Linked DNA regions of Mus musculus: region 1 is linked to region 2. The links are chromatin loops, found by intact Hi-C in ENCODE. Cell type or tissue: heart. All regions are shown on one strand.

Region 1 (8,000 bases), 130 kb before region 2:
TCTTATATGAATATTCCCTAAGGACAGAACTCTACATCACTCCAGAATTTTTAAGTGGCATTTTATAAAGAACATTTTACTTCCTGAGTAAAATCAAAAAGGTCAAAATTAATATTATATGTGTGTCTAACCCTTCGTAAATTTATTGAGACATTATTGATGAAATTAACTGAGTAAATATTTTTTTTATCTGTACAATGATGAAAATACACTTTAGTTAGTTTCTGTAGTTAAAATTTCAATAACGTGTTTATTTGCAAATATGCTGATTTGAAATATTCAAAACAGTAGCACATTATTTTCCAATTCATCTGCTTTTTTTTTTTTTTTTTTTTTTTAGTATTAGAATTTTGAAAACATGTGCTGTGATTTCTTTGGAGCTCGTCCATTCTTGAATTCTGGCAAAACACAAAAATGAAATTAATTTCCTCGAAGGTATGAATAGTATTTTCTTCATTATTTCATCTGCTAAACACTTTCCAGGGAGCACCATTACTTGGCTATGGTAATTTCCTTCAACTCCACAATATTATTCCAAGCAAAATGTGAATTTTTAACATACGTTCCCATTGCTGAATTACATTAAAGTACTTTCATTCTGAGGCTTATGATAGGGCTCACTGGGTGCATGTTGTGCAACTATTAGGATCTGCATTTAGAAGTCTATCACACATGGACCCATGGTATATCCATGAATTTTACTGAAACACCAGGGCTCTGGAAAGCAGAGATAGAAGAATTCTGAGGAGGTCTGACAGCCAGCTTATCAACAGAGAAAGTGAGAATCTCTCTCTAAAGAGAGAAAAGGTACAGAATGATATAACAGGAAATCTACTTACTTATTCCAGCCACTTCATGCATAGACATGGCATGTGCAACTTTTCTGTACACATATCTGCTATCCACCCCACACAGTCTCTCAAAACATAATTTCCTCTTACATTAACATCAGCTAAATACTGTATACCCTCTTGTACTCCATTGACCTCTGTTTCCAACTAATTCTAGCACTTATGATGAGTCTGATTCCGCAGGAAGTGTTTATATGGTTACTTATATTGCTTCAAAAAGCTTTTTAATAAATGATAGATTTCACTGTGATATTTGTAAAAAGTGCTTTTCTGTAAGATGTTTCAAACCTAACCTTTGCTGAAATGCTTATCTGAATGTTTTACTTCTCACAAACATTCCTCGAAATGCAATTCCTGTTCAGTCATAGATCAATATAATCACATCTGACTACTATTTTTTTTTTTTTTGGTTTGGTTGGTTGGTTGGTTTTTAAACAATTTTACTAGATTAAAAACTTTGAAAAACTTTTAAAACTTTGCCATTTGGGGAAGTTATAACTTTGTGCTAAGAATCTCTTGTGAGACTATGCCAGGGCCTAGCAAACACAGAAGTGGATGATCACAGTCAGCTATTGGATGGATCACACGGCCCCCAATGGAGGAGCTAGAGAAATTACCCAAGGAGCTAAAGGGTACAGCAACCCTATAGGTGGAACAACAATATGAACTAACCAGTACCCCGGAGCTCTTGTCTCTAGCTGCATATGTATCAAAAGATGGCCTAGTCGGCCATCATTGCAAAAAGAGGCCCATTGGACTTGCAAACTTTATATGCCCCAGTACAGGGGAACCCCAGGGCCAAAAAGGGGGAGTGGGTGGGTAGGGGATGGGGGGTGGGTATGGGGGACTTTTGGGATAGCATTGAAAATGTAAACGAGAAAAATACCTAATAAAAAATAAATTAAAAAAAGAAAGATACGCATATATTGATGCAGATTGTATTGAAGAAATACACATGATAGGTATGAATTGCACACTGCATGAGCACCCCTTGGAAAGAATGAGGAAAGTATGCAATCTGCATTAGGACAGGACATATTTGCTAAGGAGTCTCCTATTAGTTCAATGCTTGCCTATCACCAAATTGAATCCTTACCCTTTTTCAAATTAAGGAATTTAAGGCTGGGGTATTACTCAATGGTATAAAAGTTGCCTACAATGCCTGAGGCCTCATTATATAAAAATAAAATACTTTAAATGTAAATGAAAAGTAAATTAAAATAAGGAATCCCATGCTTTTTATCTTGTGTCTCCTTGGTCCTATTTTGCTTTTGTTCTGGTGTAACACTGTCAACAGACCAGGACAATAGGATAGTTAGCTCTAAACAACTCACAATATCTTAGATGGTTGGGTCTTGGAGAATAATTGGAATGTAGAAGGTGGAAAAAGGGGCAGTTCATTCCTTAAGAAGAAAAGTATCATAATGACATGAAACGAAATGTACAGAGAAATAATAATTAGTTTCTCCTACCTAAGAAAAATAAATTTGGGGAAATGCTGAATAGTTAGATTTTTTCCTGGTGAAAGGTTTTATTTGTTTCACTCAACAATAGTAAAAAATAAGTACATCAGTGAGTACATCACATGTCATTGTACATCAGTGAGTACGTCACATGTCATTGTGTGACCATTTCCTGTATGGGACTTGAACATCACCAGACTTTGTAAGAGATCTTGGGGTCAAGAATTTCTCTAAGATACAAATGATGACATTAATAATTGTACATAAGTAAATGCATTGATTATCTATCTAAAATATGCTTTCATGATTACACAGATCTTTATTATTTACAAAACATACAGTCTTCTCAAAACTGCTATTGAAATTTTATAGTGCTTGGAAGAATTCATTTACAGAAGAAATTTCAAAAACTTTTTAGAGTTTGTTTGTGGAAAACTCATTTTTTGCTGTTGTGCATATTACAGTTTTTCAACGGATTAGAACATGACAAAGAGATGAAATACACCCTAGTGGGCTATTCTACATGAAAGCAAATAATTGTGTCGTTTTCCGAATGGGAATAAAGGTGCAAAGAAGAGCAAGAAGACATGACATCAAGGCTATTGAAGTTAAGTAAAATATATTTAGTCATATTCTAGGCTGAGTGTTGGAAAACATGTTAAGATTTTTCCCTAAATCTTCATACACTGGGAAAATCTGGCCAATAATATATTTAGAATACACAGCAATAAAAAAAGAAAGATAACACTAAAAATAACTGCCAACTCTTAAACTGTAACAAGGTATGTAGTCAAGATATGAAAAAAAAAGTTCTGTCCCTAATTAGAGCAGGTAAACATTAGAATGGGCCACCAGGGAAGGTCTCTGCACACTCTCTCTGGGGAAGAACTCATTGATGGTAAAGGGTGGAGGTAAGGTCTTACTGCAGGAAGGAAAGGAATAGGTGACCTCTGAATTCATAAGTCACACTCTGCCTGTTTTCTACTGCCTGACTTAGTTATTCATCAGCTTTCATTTAATTCAAGGGTATCATTAACAGTACTGAAGTTTCTACAAGTTAGTTCTCTTCAGATTTAATGAGTATAATTTAAGTGTAACCAAAGCATTTTGCCAAAGTGTAATGAAAAAAAAACAAAACAAAACAAAAACAAAAAACAAAACTTACAACTCATAGGAGAACAACAATATCAACCAAACAGAACCCCTACCCCAGAGCTCCAAGAGACTAAACCACCAACCAACCACATGGAGGAACCCATAGCTCCAGCTTCCTATGTAGCAGAGGATGGCCTTATCTAATATTAACGGGAAGAGAGGCCCTTTGTCATGGGGAGGCTCGATGCCCCAGTGTAGGGGAATTCCATGGTGGGGAGGCAAGAGTGAATAGGTTGGTGGGGTACCACTGTCATAGAAGCAGTGAGAGGGAGGATGGTATAGGGGGTTTCCGGAGGAGAAAACAGGAAAGGGGATAACATTTGAAATGTAAAAAAAATAAAGTATTCGATAAAAAAATTTTAAAATAACTGTTTGATGCAGAAAGAATGCACACTATATGTTAAGATTAAGATGTGTTACTTCAGGAAAATTCTTGTAAAAGCATATATTTATATGAAGTATGACACAAGAGTCATTTTGGTGAATATAAAAGATATAAAATTTACAAGCAATGCTTTTTATATTTCCTCCTCTATGTAAATACTTGACCCTCCCTTTTTCTTCACAACATCCTAACTCATGAAAAATTACATTTTATACTCTACATAGGTGAAATTATGCCAATCAAAAGAGTAAAGGTCAATAAATAATTAGACAATAGAGATCACACTTCTGTCTTGATCTTAAGAGATTTATTCCTTCATTCTTCAATTTAAATAATAGTATAAATGGAAGATAGTAATTTTCTATTATGACAACAGACTTTAAAGTATCTAAAAAGTATTTCTTAAACATATATTTAGTGTCAAATTTAAAATTTCATCGGTTTATACCCTTTTCTATAAATAGTATTTTTCTTTGGAGTCATAGGCAGAATGACCACTAATCAAGTCTACTTGAAATTACTTTTCTTTGACTATTAGTTCACACTTAAAAACAAAATACACAGAATGATAAAAATAAATAACACCAAGTAGTGGTTGTATTTGAGCTATATAGATAACACACTACACTGTATATCTCGACAATAATTTTAAAAATAAGAATAGCTTAGGGTAATTGCTTTAGCCATAAGATTTTTGCAACCTTAATCAAATACAATAAACCAAATTGTACTCAAGTCCTTTAGAGCTAATAGATAAATAATTTAGAAGAAAAAATTTTCACTGACTTAGTAGCTTAACATCAAGGCAGTGAAACTGAATTGAATTAAGCTTTTACATATTTTCAAAAGATACCCATATATTTCTCTGAGTAAGGGCATAATAGTCCCTTACATAGTACAACCTCTTAAATTTGTATAAACAAAAGTACCTGAATAAGATTAAAAATGGAAAGTCTTAAACGAAGATATTTTAGTTCTGATCTCTCCCTTCCATTATAGCAATTATTTCAGCATATTTGGTCAAAGTTAAATTATTTTCAAGAAATTATTACATTTATCCTTCCAGACCAATTAACAATCCTTTCCACCATGCCCACCCACCTTATAAATTTTAATTTTTAGTGGAGAAGGAATTAAATAATATTTTCACTGAAATTAAGCTAAGCTAAATTCTTGCTGCAATGACTTTAATATTATTCATCTACATCCAAAGATTACCTACAAGCAATAGTAAAGCATATTTAGGCCTTACACATTTACAAACTATTGTATGTTTTAGTTTTCTCTGTTGCAGTGTAAAGAATTCAGGAGAAAGACAGGGCTCAAGGAAGGAACAGGTCACAAACCCACCCCTCTTTTTTTTTTTTTTTTTTTTTTTTTTTTTTTTTTTTTTTTTTTTTAAATCTCTGTTTTGTAACCATGGTAAAACAATAGAAGTGAACTTTGTGTGAACTTTTCTCTTTAAAGGACTGGGTCCACGTTGACCTAGCAGGGCAAGCTGGAACCTGATACTATCAACCTCAGGGCTGTTAAAGCAATCAGGTTCAACAACTATATATGTTCTCTAATGTCATTCTCCCACAAAGCCAAGGCAAAAGCTAGCTATTTCTAGCAAAGAATTTCTTTCCATTGTTTCAGAGATTAATTCAATAGACTAAATGTGCATAAAACATTGAATGAATGGTAGCTGACAGAAATATATTATTGTTCTCTTATAATTATGTTGTACCAAAGCACATTGATAGATAAGGATTAATCCACAAAAAGTACTATATAAAGCCCCACAATACATAAATAAAGAACAGATGGTTTAAATCATTATACATCCAAGTGATCTTACATTTAAGCCCAGATATTTTATTAATTTCTCATGGAAATCTGTCTTTAAAAGGTAACATTTCTGTATTTTAAAATACCATGCTTTTCTAAGGGCAATAAAGTTAGGAAGACACAATTTATTAAATCAACTAACTAGACTATGGTTTATTTCTGCAAACCAAAATGTGACCAAGAACTAAATGGATATTGACAGTCCCGACATAAAACCAGTCTTCAGAGCAGGTTACATTCTAACCAAATAAATGTCATAAATGGGTAACATATCCAGAAACAATTATGGAAAGAAATCTAATTTCTAATGTTCATAAATAATCATAACATGTAATATATATATGTATATATATAGTCTGTTCATAGCTTCTTTTAAACAATTATACTATTAAAGTTAATAATAATGTAATAAAGATAATTTTTTCTATCATCATTGACACTCACAAATTAGTCTCTATAGATATTTAAAATAAATATATCATCATGGTAATACTTCATCTCCTTCAGCATCACTGCTTAATGAGATGCTCACTGTAGCTCTGAATATCATTCCATATGAGTTGGTTTCTGTTGTGTCTTCTCAGAAAAGTTTTCACTCCAAGCATCTATTTGAATCATGAGAGGAAACCTTTGCCATGGTACCCAGAAGCCTCAGCATATCAGAAAGAATTATAGTTGGGTTTGAAACAGTAAAGAAGTTTGAAAAACTAACTGATTAGAGATAGTTATGCACATACACACACACATACACACACACACACACACACACACACACACACACACACACACATCCAGAATGAAGGTAACTGCATTAATATTCTACTTTATGCTACTTGTCTACCATGAAATAACGAAAGAATCCCCTTTTTAGCAATAAAATATGTATAACAGCCTTTTCCCCACAGGATAGCTTAAGCTGGATGTTCGTTATGGTTTAGTGTTGTAGAAGGATGACATATACAAAGGCTTTCATGTAGCTGCATTTGAACATCTAGTATTGAGTACATTTGAGAGGTGACCAGACCAACCACAAATGTTAAAGTCCTAGTTCAACACGACTTAATACAATTAAATCCTTTAAGAAAATCGAGAATTAATAGGTCCATTTAATTCTTAAACTGATCTTGCAGATAGTCCCATGAGAATACTTCTACATTGCAGGGAAACTGTTAACTTGGTTTTGGAGCACCCTCTTGAAAATACTAAGAAGCATAAATGGGAGTTTTAAAATTTAAGGGTGTGAGAGGCATTAGACAAAGAAACACAAAAGACCCAGAGAATGAACCTAGTCAGTTAACTGATGTTTGCACACTGGCTCCATTGAGTCTCTTTAGTTTGAAATGTAAGTAGTTTAGGTGCTGGTGACTTTAATGTGAAAAAGGGAAAGGGTAACATATTCAGGAGATTTACTTTGTACCAAGTAAAAAATATCTATCTCATTTAAATCCCAGCACTGTACTGCAGATATTACTTCTGCTCCTCAGATGAGAAAACTCAGATCAGACTGTCCCAATAGCATGGCTCATAAATTTCAGATCTCCGTGTCTGATCCATGGATCTGTGACTTCAAAGCCTGTGCTTATTCCATTATACCCTGGCACCTCTGGATAATAGGGACAAAGGTCACTTTGCCATGGATCAAAAGACAGAAGGCATCATTTATTACATGCCTTTCCTTGGCAAGTCACTCAGCCTTCTGGAATCCACAACTTTCCTTCCATCCGAGGAGGCTATAGGAGATAAAACGATCAAAACTGAAATGAATACCCATGTGAGCTCATGTTATTATAGGATGATCAGCTAGAAGTGTGAACCAAGAGAATAAGGGAAAGATGCAAGCCTCTACACCCTAATGTTCAGGAGTACAGTCTAGTGTTTTGTGTCTTTCCAAGTTTCCTCTGTGTTGTTGTCCTTTTTCCACCCTACTAGATTTTTTTTGTATGAAGATATCACAGGAAATTTTGCTATCCATCCAAATTCATGCCATTGGCCAGTTCTTGTAGATTAAACTAAGGAGTGTTAAGTAACTTGAAACTGCACTTCTTTTCCTCTTAGAAGGAGTAGAAGCCACCACTTCTACAAACCAAAGCAGAGGATTCATTCCATCTCCTATCCATCTCCACGTCTCAATTTAATGGTCATCAGATCCATTCAGTTGTGTATATATGTGTGAGCGTGTGTGTGAATATCTATCTCTATCTCTATCTCTATCTCTATCTCTATCTCTATCTCTATCTCTATCTCTATCTCTATCTCTATCTCTATCTCTATATCTATCTCTATATCTATCATCACTATCTCTCTCTCTCGATCTCC
Region 2 (8,000 bases):
CTTGAGAAGGTAATGTAATACTGATTGATAGTCAAATCACCTTGTGTTCTTAAAATGACAACTACTTGGTGGCAAATTAACCTAATTTGCAAATACTACTTACATTCCAGAAACAAACATCAAATGAGAAACAATAAACCATATTATGTTTTTGTGTGTTGGTCAATCACATGTAGTAAATCGTCAAAGAAAGGAATGATTTATGCTCAAACCCTGCCAAGACTTTAATCAATATTGGGTGTCACATCCCAGGGGACAAGGGAAGTGAGGAAAAAGAGGTGTCTAATATTTGTCTCACTAATTTACATGCAACTCCCATGAAATGCAGTAGATTAAAAACAAAACAAAACAAAAAAGCAAGCAATGAGTAATAGAGAGGTGATTTTTTAAAATATCTGTTTCAAATATATTTGTATATTTCTGTATCAAATAAATTTGTATAAAGAAACTGGGCATGTGTAAGGAAACTGCGCATGGAGAAAATATTTGAAGCTAACAAAATAAAATATTATTTATAAAAATTAAGTTTATTTCATCATAATGTTTACTAAACGTATTTTTCTAAAAGTAAAACAATTTATAACCATGCACATTTTTGACAATAATTATATTTGAAATTAACTGCAAGGAACATCTTAACAAATATTAGCTACATAACTCAAATACTTATAGTCTATACTACAAGGTGATAGTCTCATCTCTCATTAATATATTAGTAATTAAGCTATAATTTTCTAACATTTGTAAACCAGAAAGAAATAAGTTATAAATCCAAACTAGCTTCCATATTTTATGACTTGGTCATCTAATCATGTCACTTTCTGTTTGAAATGTTATAAAATGAGGCACTTGGTTTTATAGGAATTGTTAATCTACCATAGCACAAACACTTCCAAAGCATAGTTTCTTCACATGAAATAATTCCTGAATGTCTCTGAGCCAGACATCATGAGTGCCTGTCAGGAGTGAGGGAATCTGGATTTGTGTTGAAAGTCCCATGTCAATGCAAAGCAGACAACGAAGAAAATGTTAAATAAATACTGCCCCAACATCCTATCTTTATTAAAAACCCTTGACAAGAAAAATAAAGCAAAGAATTACTGGGAAAGCTACAGTTCTTACAGTAAAACTGTATTCAGATATGACCCTGAAACATAAAAGGCTTGGCATATCTTCCAATTTATGTCCATGGATAGCATCCACTTTAAAGACAAAAGAATGCTGTTTATGAATCTATGTGTATACATGTAAAGGATTGAATGAGGTAGTCTGTTTAAATGAAAAACTTTGGAAATCTCAGGCTACACAGAAGCCAAGTCATAGTCTGGTTTTTAAAAAAAAAAACAGAAATATCGTCTTCTTCCAATAATCAAGAAAACAAGCATTTCAGAACAAATGTAAGACTCACTTTTCATTCCATGAATTCACAGAAAAATCAAACTTTAATCCAAATCTGCAAACAAGCAATTGACTGACACAAACAAACTTGACCATGGACATAATGACTTTTTGTTGTTGCTGTTGTTGTTATTTAATGGTTAGCAGTTAATTAACTGACCTCCGCTGCAACAGCCAAGTTCAGACAACTAATGTTTAGTTTTAAAATAATAATTGTAGGAAACTGACCAAGGTCAGACTTTGTCTTTCAACAACTTTGAAATGGGTTTCCTTAGATGTTCTTTCATGTTTTGAGACCTGTATTATATTTAGGTTTACTATCTAGAAGGTGACAGTGCCTTTTTCTTCTCCTAGAGGTAATGACAGATGGCTTCCACATTTACTCTAATTTTCATAGAGAGCATACTAATTCAATAGCCCCAAGCAAATTAAATCGACTTTAGGATTTGCTACCTTCCTGAGTCACTCTCAAATTGTTTATTAATGTTTTTTTCCTTTAGCATCACTTTTTAGTTTCCTAAAATTCCCTGAAATGTAAATATTGCTGAGTCCTCATAGATATATATATATATATATATCTCCTATAATACTGAGAATACTAAAATTTAATATCACAGACACCCACTGCTACACAGCACATAATATGTACACAAGACACTATGTTTATCTATATAACGAATCATATATGAGAAATGTTATTACTTATATATTTTCAGTAATACAATGAACAAATTTTCCCTTGGTCTGTTAAATACCCAGAATTGAAAGAAACTAGGGTGAAAGATGTCACTCTAATCTAGATTAATAAAAACAAAATCTTAACACCAAAGCATAAACCAGGTTTAAATGAAAATAAAAATAGTTTGCAAGTTCAAAGAACAAAGTATTCCAGCTATTGCTTTCAAAATAAAGACCGGAAAAGATAACCCTTATAATTAGTATTAAATTGCTAATATGGTAACATGCAATTTGTATATTTTTGGTGAGAGAAAGTTCAAATGCAAAGTTCCATTTCCTGGCCTATGGCTGTGTTGGGAGAACCTATGTAGGTGTATATTCAAATCTTCTCAGAATAACTAGCAGAATTTCCATGGATTTAAGTGTAAAAGGCTCTCTAGTTGATATATAAAATCAAAATGTGATAGTCAGTCAGCACTTTCCCTGCCTAAGAATAGCTTGAAGTAGGATGTTAGAACAAAACATTTAATCACAAAATATTAAGGCCAAATGAAATATAATTAGGGTGCAGATGACGTATTTTTAAAGGGATACACAATTCTACTGAGTTTAAGTGATCTTTGGCCTTGGAACTTAAGACTCCAGAACTGTTAGGAACCTCTGGGAAGGAAAAATGGACAAAGGAAGAAAAGGATGATGGTTGGAGGGACCGGAAAGAGGAGGAAAGAAAGTAAAAAGAAAACTTTTTTTTTTAAAGTAACTTTAAGACTATCCTCCGACTATATGACTAAAACTACCATTTAAAGTCTTGGTATCATAACATCACAGAGCCACTGTAAGGAGTTCCTCACAGGGTGTGTGTGTGTGTGTGTGTGTGTGTGTGTGTGTGTGTGTGTGCTCATGTCAGTGTGTGCCTGCACATATGTAAAATGACTGTTGATTATTCAGCACGAGAAACACAATGGATATTGGGAGAAGAGCAGGCATTTCGTTAGTGAAGAGGAAAGCTGCATCTCAATTTGTCACAGAGTCAGTGTGACAGCCAGCAACACAAGTGTCTGAACTGACTTCCAGTTTTACTGTGCATTGTTCATGACTCTACAACAATGTCCTGGGTGCTTCTGGTAGTTTTTACGACAGGTTTTGGACAAATATGTTATCTTCTGGACAACCAAGAATGACAGTTATCTGACTAAATGGCATTTAGCAATCAGCATGCCCACCCGTGCCCAATGCCATCTGGCCACCCACCGGATCCAGTAGAAGCATGTGTGCGCGCACGTATGTGCGAGCAGGACACACACACACACACACACACACACACCACAGCTGAAATAAGAGGTCAAGACAGGAACATCAAAACATCAAATAAACACAGAAAGGAATTGCTAGCTAGGTCAGTTAAGTTGGGATGGAGTTCTGGTCTTTTCCTTTCTCTTCCCAGGCCCTACAGAGGAATAGTCTCAAAGAAATTGCTGGTGGCTTTGGGTCTGGTTTCTCACCTCTCCTGTCCAGTTTCCTTAGCTCTGTTAAGAGCCTCTGCTTTTTCCCCTCACCATTAAGCTTATTTTAAAGGTACCAAAGTGTGCGTATGTGCATGTGTGTGTGTGTGTGTGTGTGTGTGTGTGTGTGTGTGTGTATGAATCTTTTCTCCCAGTTCCCAAGTGCCTACTTATGATCTCCAACTTTCTCTACTTTCTTTCTCTCAGAACCTCTGAACTTATCCCTCTGCCAGCAGCTGGATCATTTCTACCCCGAAACTGACAAGTTGCCCCACTCCCGCCCCCTCTCGGTAGATCCTCCCCCAGTGAGCGTTCATTAGCATAAAACTGGTTGGGTCAGGGACTGTCCCAAGGCCACCTCGGCGCACATGCACAAGGAAGACTAGGCGAGAAGTATTCAAGCCCTTAGCATCCTGTGGCAAAAGGACCACCTGCACCTTTCCTGAGCTACTAAACTCAGAAAAGAAAGTGGAAAGAAAAAAGAAAAAGAAAGAGCGAAGACTGGTCAATCCGCACTTTGAAAAGAGGGCGAGCAAGTCCCTTTCTTTTCTTCCCCACCTCTCCAATTCAGCTTCCAAGAGTCTGGGGCACCAGGTCATCTCCTAAAGAACAAAACGTGTTTGTGCCCTCGCATTTGCCCCGGGGCAAACGTACTTCTTTTTTTCTTTTCACGAGCGCGTGCGCGCGCGCGCGTACACACACGCACACACACACACACACACACACACACAGATAGGGAGACACAAACACACACATCCGCGCACACACAAACCCCTCCCCTACACAGGCTTCCCTCTGGGATGTGGGGCTGAACTCTTTGGTTGAACTCTCAGATTACCCCTGCTCCTCTCAGCGCCCGGTACTGTTCCGGTGCTGACTTCTCAGCGCCGCTCTCAGCTGCCAGCCCACCCTCTTTTCTTACTAGAGGAGCCCCCCTATCCCAGAGCGCATCCCTCAGCTTCGGAGCCCTGCAGGATCAGGGTCACGACCTCCCTCCTATCCCAGAGGTGCCCAGAGGCTTCTTGGAGGAACCCAGGTCCCAGGAGTGCACACTCAGGCAGTAGTGTCCGGAACGGGTGCAGGTCACCAGCGCGCCCGGGAAGGGGCTGTGACTCCTGGGAAGGCACCTTCCTCTGGTTCCCCACTCTGCATCCCAAGCTCAGCGGCAGCCTAGCCCGAATGCCCTAGGAAGCATCAGGAACACCCGGCCGGCACGGATCAGGCCGCGAGCAGTGCGAACTTGCCCAGGAGGTCGGGCGAAGGAGACTAGCCCCGGGGACCGACAGGAGAGGGCCGTGCTCGCCAGGGCGCGCAGCTCGCGGACGCGCTGAGCGGGCGGCGCCGGGAAGGGAGCAGGGGAAGGGCGAGGAGGAGGGTGGGAAAGGACCAGGGCGACAGAAGGTTTCCCCTCCGCTCTTTACCTGGCGTTGGTGCAGTCATTGTAGAGGGTCTCGAAGTCCTTCCTGGAGATGAGTTTGCAGCGGTTCACTCCGGGCTGGATGGCCCCCAGTCCCCTCAGGATGCGAACCTGTTCCACATTGCACACCACCGGCGTGATCTCCAACCGCTTCAGCTTGGTGTAGACGGTGTGCAAGCCCCCCACCAAGTGCTTCAGGAACAGGTCGAAAGCCTGGGGCAGGCAGATCAGCTCGCAGCCCTCCACCGTAAAGGAAGCCACTTTGGCCCCTCTCAGATCCACCATTTTGCACTCATTATTCTGGGGGGTGTTTTCCACTGGGGACGGGGTTGAGTACACGGGTTTCCCAGGGAGGGGGCCGCAGCTGCTGCTGCTACTGCTGCTGCTGCTGCTACTGCTGCTGCTGCTGCTACTGCTGCTGCTGCTGCTGCTACTGCTGCTGCTGCCGGTGCTCGCGGTGATGGGGGTGCTGGAGGCGCCGCCGCCGCCAGCGCTAACGCCGCCGCCGCTGCTCCCGGCCGCCAGGCTGGGGTTGCAGTTGCTCCCGCCGCCGCCTCCGTTGCCGCCGCTGCCACCGCCGCCTCCGCTGCCGCCGCCGCCGCCACCAGGAGAGGTGACTGTGGCCGCGGCTGAAGAAGAAGCAGAAGAGGCAATGGGCTCCGGCCGGAACAGAGTTGGCCCAGACGACGCCGGGGGTCCGATGGATGGAGCCGGAGACGAGGTCGCCGAGGAGGTGGAGGTGGTGGTGCCCGAGGAGGAAGCAGAAGTAGAGATCGGGGGTTGAGGGGGGACCAGCTGGGTCGGAGGGATCAAAGCCGCCGGCACTGCCATGGTCACATATAAGGGGAAACAGAAGGAGGAGAAGCGAGGGGGAAAAGTTGCCACACACCCCCCAAAGGGGAAGGGGGAGAAAGGGGGACAAGGATCGAGGTGGGGGGGGGGGCAGAGACAACAAGCACTCTAGGAAGGAACCTTAGTTGGAGAGAGGGAGAGAAGAGGAGAAAAAGGAGGTGAGGTTAAGAAAGAGCGAGCGCAGGAGGGGCGAGCGCGAGAGGCGCTCGAGAGAGAAACGCACAAAAGTGTCCCGCAAGTCGAAATGCGAGTCCTCTCTCGGGGCTGGGATCGCGGGCTGCTCTTGGGGGGGGAGAGGCGGGGGTGGGGCGGGGAGGGTCGGCTGGTGGTGTGTGGGTCCCGCTCTAGCACAAAGTTAAGGATGAAGGTGAAAAGGAGGAGGGTTGAGGGACTTGGGTTCTCCCTGGCAAGTACATTGATCAAAGATTGAGAGGGGAATGACAGAGAGAAAATGAGCTGAAAGTGCAGGCTGCCGGCTGGACGAGTTGTTGTTGTCACACGGTGCGGAGGGGAGGAGCTCCGGATACTTGAAATACCCTTTGAAGCCGCGAAAACCTCACTCACTAGTATTAACCCAAATTATCCAACCAGGAACTCGGAGCACAGACTCCAAGAGCGCGAGACCGAGGAAAGGGGGTGGGTAGAAAACGGGAGTGGGGGGGGAGGGTACGGAGGAAAAGGGTGGGAGGAAAGCCCTAGAAAAGCCGGGGCCCAAGAGTGGTGCTCAGAGAGAGGGAGAGAAAGCTGGTCATCTACTTCTCTCGCGCTGCTACCGTTACATCCCCTGCCACCTCCTCTGTGGCTTTGAAGGAGAAGACTCTTAGCTCCCACCCACCCACCCACCCCAAAAAGGTTCTGAGCAAACGCCTCATGACTGAAAGAGCGGCGGTGCCGCTGCCAGCTCACCTTCAAGGATTTAGGTTCACACACACACACACACACACACACACACACGCGCGCGCGGGGCATTTGTGCAAGCAGTTACAAAAGGAAACATCCCCAGCTCATGACTGTTGGGCAATTATTATTATTATTATTATTATTATTATTATTATTATTATTATTATTATTATTATTATAGGAAAATTCACATGTAAGCAGTGTGGACTATTTTGTGTATCTGACGGGTTTTTTTTCTATATCAAAAATGTTTATATAAAGATAAAGAAGAGTTTTCAAGCTGCGGGAAGAAAGTCACTTAAGAATAATGGGTGCTCCTGATCCTAGTAGACAGGGATACAGTGGATTAAAACAACTTCCCTTTCACCTCCAGAGATTGGTCAGGGATGACTTCTTTATCTAGAAATTTCTAAAGAGATCAGCTGTCCTTGAAGATTAGAAAGTAGAATACAAAAACACACTGATGTTTCTTACCCAAAACTCTAATTAATTCACCTGGTCTTGCACAGTAATCAACTCTCATTTCTCCTTCAGTACCCGAGGAGAGTCGAAAGTGTGTTATTTAAGTCACACAATAATTATTGGGTTCCTTTCATATTTGGAAAGTCCTGCTATGTTTTGGGAACTTCGTTTTTGCTTTCTCAGTGAGAATGTGTTTGTAAAGAATGAAATAGAAACTAAGCCTCCTGGTTGACTTGTAAACACAGAAGGCAGAAGGGAATAGTGGTTTGGGGCTGCATGAGGGGAGTAAGACACTCATTTTCTCCTCCTGTCTTCTCTAACTTGTTGCACAGCGATGTTTTTTCCGGGATGTTTGACCAGCATAGAATTTGAGCATAGGTCCTGTGTGTTTGTTGCTTATATCTCTAGGAATCTGGAGTAGTTAGGCATTGAACCTGTCTACACATGTCTAAAGATTTCATAAGATGTGAGGAGGCAGCATATGACAGATTTAAGAAATAAACTATTATAACAGGCTTGTTGATTTGAGAAATGTTAGGATGTTATTTTTGCCATTTAGGTATTGAAATTATCACTTTTGTCTTTATCTTTTTAAATCCACTGAACTCTGAAGTTTATTGTCTAAGTATATAGGAATCCGTTAAAGTGAAATATGACACTATTGTCTTATTACTCTTTTATGCTAAACTTTGAGGCACAATACTTGCATTGGAAGGCTTTCTTACAGTGTAAGAATTTTTTAAAAATTGAATAAAAGTATATAAACTTCTACAAAGATAGATGAAGCTTTC

What was found. Peaks named below come from ENCODE experiments on the same cell type or tissue, not always from the same donor. Only the 100,000 strongest peaks of a DNase experiment are listed, where the experiment ranks them.
Region 1: a loop joins it to region 2, with 2.4 times the contacts of the local background. A loop is called at or near these places in 3 of 42 quality-filtered maps.

What each region holds. Positions count from the first base shown.
Region 1 is chr14:98,030,097-98,038,096 of GRCm38, forward strand. The region is part of intron 1 of Dach1 (dachshund family transcription factor 1); the gene reads right to left. Among named protein-coding and RNA genes, the nearest start is that of Gm25831, 66 kb to the left of the region's middle. In heart, no CTCF peak of the experiment used is centred here; no DNase peak of the experiment used is centred here.
Region 2 is chr14:98,163,484-98,171,483 of GRCm38, forward strand. It overlaps Dach1 (dachshund family transcription factor 1), which reads right to left and starts at 6,282. Exons shown (of 12, transcript NM_007826.3): 1 at 5,000-6,282. The coding sequence starts at 5,826. Gm33583 (a long non-coding RNA gene) reads left to right here and starts at 6,421. Exons shown (of 2, transcript XR_003951195.1): 1 at 6,421-6,483. In heart, CTCF peaks have their summits at 3,877 and 5,560; DNase peaks (open chromatin) are centred at 3,878, 4,428, 4,808, 6,418 and 1 weaker place; H3K4me3 peaks cover 4,469 bases; H3K27ac peaks cover 3,625 bases.